3 separate regions of the Homo sapiens genome follow, and regions 1 and 3 are each linked to region 2. A link is an interaction called in ENCODE POLR2A ChIA-PET data of the cell type or tissue named here. Cell type or tissue: PC-9. All regions are shown on one strand.

Region 1 (2,500 bases), 940 kb before region 2:
GGAGGAGGATCACTTGAGCCCAGGAGTTTAAGGCTGCAATGAGTTATTATTGCACCACTGCACCCAACCTGGGTGACAGAGTTAGACTAGATCTCTTAAAACAAACAAAAAGTTTACTTTTCTCTTTTCTGTAAAATGTCTGTTCATATCGTCTCTACCACACTTATTTTTTTGGTGGGATTGTGTCTTTTTAGTGATATCTGTGTTTTTTTGTTTTTTGTTTTTTGTTTTGGAGCCAGGGTCTTGCTCACTGCAACCTCCACCTTCCTCAAGCGATTCTCCTGCCTCAGCCTCCCAAGTAGCTGGGACTACAGGCATGTGCCACCATGCCCGGCTAATTTTTTGTATTTTTAGTAGAGATGGGGTTTCACTGTGTTAGCCAGGATGGTATGGATCTCCTGACCTTGTGATCTACCCGCCTTGGCCTCCCAAAGTGCTGGGATTACAGGTGTGAGCCACCGCGCCCGGCCTTAAACAAGTTTAAACACACACACACACACACACACACACACACACGTTTTTTAGAGTTGGGGCTTGCCTTGTAGCCCAGGCTGGTGTCTAACTTCTGGCCTCAAGTATTTCTCCCACCTTGGCCTTCCAGATAGTTTGGATTATGGGTGTTTACCCCTATGCCCAGCTCTAAATAAGTTTTAATGCCAACCATCACTTCTATTTGTAGAGATTCCTAATGCCACCCAGTGTAATGCTTTTGGGGCTATGGCAGTGTAAATTTGGTTTTCTCACTGCTGTTTATAATTCAGCTTTCTTGGGTCTATTGAGTTGATCACTGCACCTCACTCTGCTTTCCACTGTCCAAAATTTTGTCACCATTATTTTTTTGTTTTTCTTGTCTTTCAGAGTTTTAGTGAGGTTTCAGGAGGAATCAGAAGTTCATGCATGTATTAAGTCCTTTGGTTTTACTGAAAGTTTGACACATATTTTGAATTGTAGTTATTTTGTCTTTCCTAATTTAGATGCAAAATTAAGTTGTCTAGTGAGATACTCAGTTAATCAAGTTGAGATATTAAGGGTTACAAAAAGGTTTACCACACTGGTTTATATACAGGTTAAGTATCCATAATTTGAAAATTTGAAATTCATAATGCTCCAAAATCTGAAACATTTTGTGAGCCGACAAGAGACTCAAAAGAAATTTTGAATAAGGTATACTCAACTTGGATAATATTCATTTGAAGCATGTAAAGGAAATAATGGCTGTTATGTGTTATACACAAATGTGAAGATAGTGTTGATTTGATGCTTTACTTTTGATAATGTTGATCTGATGCCCTGGTTTTGATCACTTAACAGATACCCATGTGCTTTATGGGAAGTTGAGTTCTTCTTATGCTCATGGGCTGAGCCCGAATTAATCCAAATCAGTAATGGTAATTTTATGCCCTCTCCCATTGATTTGATAGTGAGTGGCCTTGAGAGCCAGTTCATTGGGGGAAGTTCCCCACTTTTTTGGTAAAGAAACATAAGCAAGGGGAAGGCAGTCTCTCTTATGATCCTAGACATTAAATTGTTACTTGCAACTAGTGTAGCTACTTTGAAACCGTTAGGGGACAAAAAGTCATCACACTAAAGATGACACAGGAAAAACAAGGAAAGAACTTAGGTCCATGATCTTGATGAGGCATCATAAATTACCTATCCCTGGAGCTGCTGTAGCTCTGGACTTTTTGTTATATGAGATAATAATTCCTCAGATTGACTTAGAATACCAATCAAAATAACTATTATTTTAGCTAGCTAAGAAAAAAAATCTGAGTAAATACCATAAGGTTCAGATTACATAAATATGAAGATCAAAACTGCAAGTTTTCTGAGAAGTTAGTTATTATTGTTTTTTACTAATATGAGCTGCATTGGAAATTTATTTTCTTTTTAAAAAATTATTGCTGTCTTTGTCCATAACTTTTATGGACCTGACATTTTAGTTGTTTGGAAAAATTGGTAATTTTAATCTTTTGTTTTGGTATGATTCAGGTTGACCTGACATTTTAATACATCTGGCTCCTAGGACTGATTAAAGAGACATTTTATTTGTTGAAATATGCACATTTTCTTCATGAAATTGGTTTTCTTTTTTATGTGTGACTTTTCTTGCAAAAGCTTACAAGGCACATGCTTTTGATAGCAGTGTTACATTTTTAATTAATATTTTAGATGTAAAAGGTGACAGTTTAAAAGATTGTTTTATTAGTGGGTTATCCTTAAAAGCAAGTGGCATTTGGTTTTATTTTACAATAGAGTTTAATCTTACATGTTTTTTGTTAAAGTAATGTTACCAAAAAATCTCTTATTGAACTATTTGTGGTGAACTTTTTAAGGATGTTTAAGATTTCACATGCAGTTTAACTGATCACAGATGAAGTTGTAAATTAATACCTCATGAGCGTATTTGACTGCAGGGCATTGTTGTGAATCAAAACCGCTTTGTTCCTGTAAACTGTGAAAGGGGTTTAAGCATATGGATTAAAATTGCATGGTGATA
Region 2 (2,500 bases):
ATTACCAGTGGAATTCAAAGATAGATCCAACTCCAAGGGAGTTGGTTCACTGGGTGCATAAGGAAACGCAAACAATAAGAAACAAACAAAATATACAATCCCTTGATTATTGTTATTTGTGATAGCTAAAATCAAAGTGAAAGAGTGCTGGATTGTACCTTGATGCTAGACCAAGCTCAGGTTTCATTTGGTTTAAGCCTTGGCCACCAGCCTCAAAGCCACCTTGCAAGGGTAAAAAGTACCCCTAAGACCTGTATTTGCTGTATTTTGCCCAGTTTGGAGAAATTTAAAAAGTCAGAAGTTAGAGATTACATTGAGAAATGTGATCTGAAATTGCCTGGGGCAGTAGTCAGGCTTATTAATCAAGATAAAGGCTGACAAATGGGGAAGGGTAGATTTCTGTTGGAAAGGCAAAGCAAATATCTCTAATTCTTACTGATCTGTAACGAAACTGATTTTTTTTGTACCATGCTCATACTGCCATATGGTAATATTGTTGGCAGATTAAACTCCCTTGTGTAAATAAGTCTTATAATACTGATTGATGATTATATGTATTGTGAAATTGAGTTGAAGCCTCCTCAGGATATAATACCTATGGAAAGTGACTGGCCTGAGGAGGAACTGGATCTCACTATCAGCTGATTTCCATCCTGAATAGTTCTGCACAAGGTACAAATAACAGTAGATCAAGGGAAAAGAAAGCTGGTACAAGATGATAAAGATGTTTCTAATGGCTTCTGTCAACCTAAAGGAAGAAACTAAGGCACAAAATACAATTTTAAAGAATTTATTTGCACCATAATGAGGACAGCTGCCCAGCAGACTCAGATCCAAGTGGATTTGAGCTCCATTTGGCCCTTGTTACAAACAGGTTTTTAAAGGCCAAAAATTCGGGACAGGATGTGGGCTGATACAAAGTTGTTTGGCAGGAATTCTCTTTGGTTTACAGAAATAACATTGATTAGTGATTGGCTATACATTGTTCTTTGTATCACAGATTCCAGGAACATGAAGATAATGGGTGAGGGTCACATTGTGCAGTAACACTTTAGATATTTGCCAGCGAGCCTGGAAACTACAAGGAAGGAAAAAAAGAACAAAGTGTTTTTAAACAATTTCCCCTAGGCATGGGGGTGTGTCCTGTGACTAAAGTCTCATTCTCATGTCTCTCTGGGCCTGATAAACTTTGCATACCTCACATTCCTCATACTGCTGAGCTATTTTTTTTTCTCTTCATAGGACCGAGTAGGTTTTTTTTGTTTTGTTTTGTTTTGTTTTGAGACGGAGTCATCCAGGCTGGAGTGCAGTGGCGTGATCTCGGCTCACTGCAACCTCCACCTCCTGGGTTCAAGCCATTCTTGTGCCTCAGTCTCCTGAGTAGCTGGGATTATAGGTGCCCACTACCACACTCGGCTAATTTTTGTATTTTTAGTAGAGATGAGGTTTCGCCGTGTTGGCCAGGCTGGTCTCAAACTCCTGACCTCTGGTAATCCGCCCGCCTCAGCCTCCCAAAGTGCTGAGATTACAGGTGTGAGCCACTGCGCCCATCCTAGTTGCTTCTTTAAACCTATCCCTATCCCACAGTAGCTTCTCCAGATGATAGGCATATTTGTGTTTGTACTCTTGTAGATATGTCTGTTATATAAATGCAACAAGTGTAAACATCCTTGACAGATATATGGACCTTTTTGCTGTAAGGGATCCCTGTTTGAAACCAGGGGGTGGCCTATGATACTATGGTGTATATATTTTGGTTTTTGTCAAGTTCCTGGCTCACAGCTTCTATAACCCTTGCAATTTCCCAAGTGACTAGAGCCGTAAGAGTGTATTTTGTTGAGATATTTGGCCATTTGTCCTCGGTTCCTGAAACAGCTCCAGAGCATAAAAGTGAAAGACAGTCTTTTGTGGGTTTTTTTTTTTTTTTTTTTTTTTAATGAAATCTCACTGTCATCCAGGCTGGATGGAGTACAGTGGCACCATCTCTGCTCACTGCAACCTCAACCTCCGCCTCTCGGGTTCAAGCAGTTCTCGTGCCTCAGCCTACTTAGTAGCTGGGTTTGGAGGTGCCTGCCACCAAGCCCGACTAATTTTTGTATTTTTAGTAGAAATGAGGTTTCACCGTGTTGGCCAGGTGGGTCTCCAACCCCTGACCTCAGGTGATCCACTTGCCTTGGCTCCCAAAGTGCCGGGGTAACAGGAACGAGCCACTGCGCCCTGGGCTATGTTGTTATTTTTAACAGGCCTCTTTCAACCACATCTGAACTTATGTTAATGAGGTGATTTTTGGATAGTCCCTAGATGGCCACATGGTAGGGGGTGCTGGTTGCTAGGGAACAAACCTTCTGCCTTGGGGAGGGCATAGTAGCTAAAGGTTGAGCCAGTGGCCAGTGATTTAATTAATCGTGCCTTTGTAATGAAGTCTCCTTTGTAATGAAGTCTCTGTAAAAACCCAAAGGACTGAGTCCAGGGGGCCTTCAGGAAGGTAAACAATAATACA
Region 3 (2,500 bases), 1.1 Mb before region 2:
CTAATTTTTTTTGTATTTTTAGTAGAGACGGGGTTTCACCTTGTTAGCCAGGATGGTCTCGATCTTAGTTTTGAAAGTAGAAAAAATTAGTAAAGCAATCCCCTTGCCACATACACACATAACTAGGAAAATATTTGGATAATCTTTTTTTTTTTTTTTTTTGAGGGACAGAGTTTCGCTCTTGTCACCCAGGCTGGAGTCCAATGGTGTAATCTCAGCTCACTGCAGCCTCCACTTCCTGGGTTCAAGTGGTTCTCCTGACTCTGCCTCCTGAGTAGCTGGGATTACAGGCACCCGCCACCATGCCCGGCTAATTTTTCTATTTTTTAGTAGAGACAGGGTTTCTCCATGTTGGCCAGGCTGGTCTTGAACTCCTGACCTCATGATCCGCCCACCTCGGCCTCCCAAAGTGCTGAGATTACAGGCATGAGCTACTGCGGCCGGCTTGGATAATCTTAAGAGGCTACTTTGTTTTGATTTTGGAGTTTATATCTTTTCTCCACATCTTTGTGAGAGTTTTTTTTTTTTTTTTAAATTGATCTGTTTCTATAACTTTCTTTTTTCTACTTATTGTGTAACAAGGCATGGCTAGTAAGTTTGGGAGCAAAGGAAGATTGGGAAAAAAAACCAAACTGTACAGTTATTAAAAGTTTACTATGTGATAGGTTTTCTTAAAAATATTAGCTCAACATTATTTAGTGTGATGTTTGTGCAATTTTTCTTCTATTCAAATTATAGAAAATTCATTATTTTTTCATTTATTTATTCAGACATTTACTGAGTGCCTATGATACATTCGAAACTATGCTAGGCTTTATAAATTTGTGATACTGGCTTATGTGTGAACTTGTGAGGAGATATGGGGGAAATAAACATGTCTCTGAATCATTAAACTTTTGCCTGTGTGGCGTGTTAATAAATTAGATCCTCTTGTCCAACTTTTTAACTTGTCCAACTTTTACACAATTTTTCATAAGCTACAAACATGTCTAACACTCTTTAAAAGCTCCCATAAAACATGGAACATAAAATACAATTTCAATATGAAACTGAGATTCCTAAAAAGGAGGAACAGGAATCTAGGCTTATAACACCAATTATAGATAAAATGAGGACTCTGGAGACAGATTTGGACTTGAGACCTCTGTGAGTTTTTTTTTTTTTCCGAGACGGAGTCTTGCTCTGTTGCCCAGGCTGGAGTGCAGTGGCATGATCTTGGCTCACTGCAACCTCCGCCTCCGGGGTTCAAGCGATTCTCTTGCCTCAGCCTCCCCAGTAGCTAAGATTACAGGCGTCCACCACCATACCCGGCTAGTTTTTTGTATTTTTATTAGAGATGGGGTTTCACCATATTGGCCAGGCTGGTCTCAAACTCCTGACCTCAAGTGATCCACCCGCCTCGGTCTCCCAAAGTGCTGGGATTATGGGTATGAGCCACTGCACCCGGCCGACTCCTCTGTGCTCTTGATGCTTAGTCTCTCATCTGTAAAATGGAGCTAACTCCTTCCTAATGGACTCTATTTGGATTAAGAATATGCATGTACAGCCTGTATCTTACCAGATACGTGGCAAATGTTAATCCTTTTTTCCCCAAATGCTGTAACTGACTGGCCAGGACCTCTTGAGCAGTCACTTAAATTTTCTGAGACTTGGTTTTTGCATCTCTAAAGTAGAGATATTAACTGTCCTGTCTCATGGGGTTGTTGTGAGGATTTTTTCTTCATATTATTCATAAATCAGTTTTGAGTACTTTTCGGTATCCTTCTTAATGGTGATTTTTAAGATGGAAGAGTTGACATCAAGTGTTTAAACATATGCCAGTTTTGTGTATGTTCTTCTGAAGTATCAAGTGGACACTCATTTACTTTGTCACTTTATTACCTTCTTAAAATCAGGCTGTGATGGTAAAACCTTCCTGTGAAGGGCCCATTCTGGGGAGCTGTTTATTGAGACCAAACCTCATGTATTCAGCCTGAAAAGAGACTTGCCACTTTCTGGCTTTACAGTGCCATCTGTAGGTAAAGAGGAGAAAGCTTGGCTGAAGGTTTGTATCTGGAGAGCAAGGGTGCTCTGGTGTTTAAAGGTGTTTTGTCATTGTCAGGTGGTCTCGGCTGCTCGTATCTTACTTAGGAACCCTGGAAATCAAGCTGCTTATGAACATTTTGAGACCATGAAGAACCAGTGGATCGATAATGTTGAAAAAATGACAGGTAGAGTTTTCTATACAAATCTTGTTGTCTAATCCATGAAGAATGAGTTCTGAGAAATTGGAGCGGGACTGGTTCTGTTACTCAGCTGTAATTGGATAAAGGGCCGGTCACGTGCTGAGCAGTGTACTTGGCTCTGCTTAAGGCTGCTGAGCAGTGGCGGCTTCTCATTCAAGCCTTGCAACTTTGTCAGAAGAGAGACTCTTTGAGTCTCTTTTATTTTAATGCTGCCCTCCTGGCGTGATGTTTATTGTCACCACTCCTATCTTCTCTTTGAATAGTGTCTTTGCCCA

What was found. Peaks named below come from ENCODE experiments on the same cell type or tissue, not always from the same donor. Only the 100,000 strongest peaks of a DNase experiment are listed, where the experiment ranks them.
Region 1: POLR2A ChIA-PET joins it to region 2 with 9 read pairs; 3 of 35 experiments call an interaction of 5 or more read pairs at or near these places.
Region 3: POLR2A ChIA-PET joins it to region 2 with 6 read pairs; 2 of 35 experiments call an interaction of 5 or more read pairs at or near these places.

Annotation. Positions count from the first base shown.
Region 1 is chr10:74,279,932-74,282,431 of GRCh38, forward strand. All of the region lies in intron 3 of ADK (adenosine kinase), which reads left to right. Among named protein-coding and RNA genes, the nearest start is that of ADK, 130 kb to the left of the region's middle. In PC-9, no CTCF peak of the experiment used is centred here; no DNase peak of the experiment used is centred here.
Region 2 is chr10:75,224,540-75,227,039 of GRCh38, forward strand. The region is part of intron 8 of VDAC2 (voltage dependent anion channel 2); the gene reads left to right. Among named protein-coding and RNA genes, the nearest start is that of COMTD1, 10 kb to the right of the region's middle. RefSeq lists enhancers at 1-177, 1,688-2,441. In PC-9, no CTCF peak of the experiment used is centred here; DNase peaks (open chromatin) are centred at 512 and 1,162; H3K4me3 peaks cover 1,319 bases; H3K27ac peaks cover 2,500 bases.
Region 3 is chr10:74,101,719-74,104,218 of GRCh38, forward strand. It overlaps VCL (vinculin), which reads left to right. Exons shown (of 22, transcript NM_014000.3): 15 at 2,102-2,210. Among named protein-coding and RNA genes, the nearest start is that of AP3M1, 48 kb to the right of the region's middle. In PC-9, a CTCF peak has its summit at 1,995 (motif pointing left); no DNase peak of the experiment used is centred here.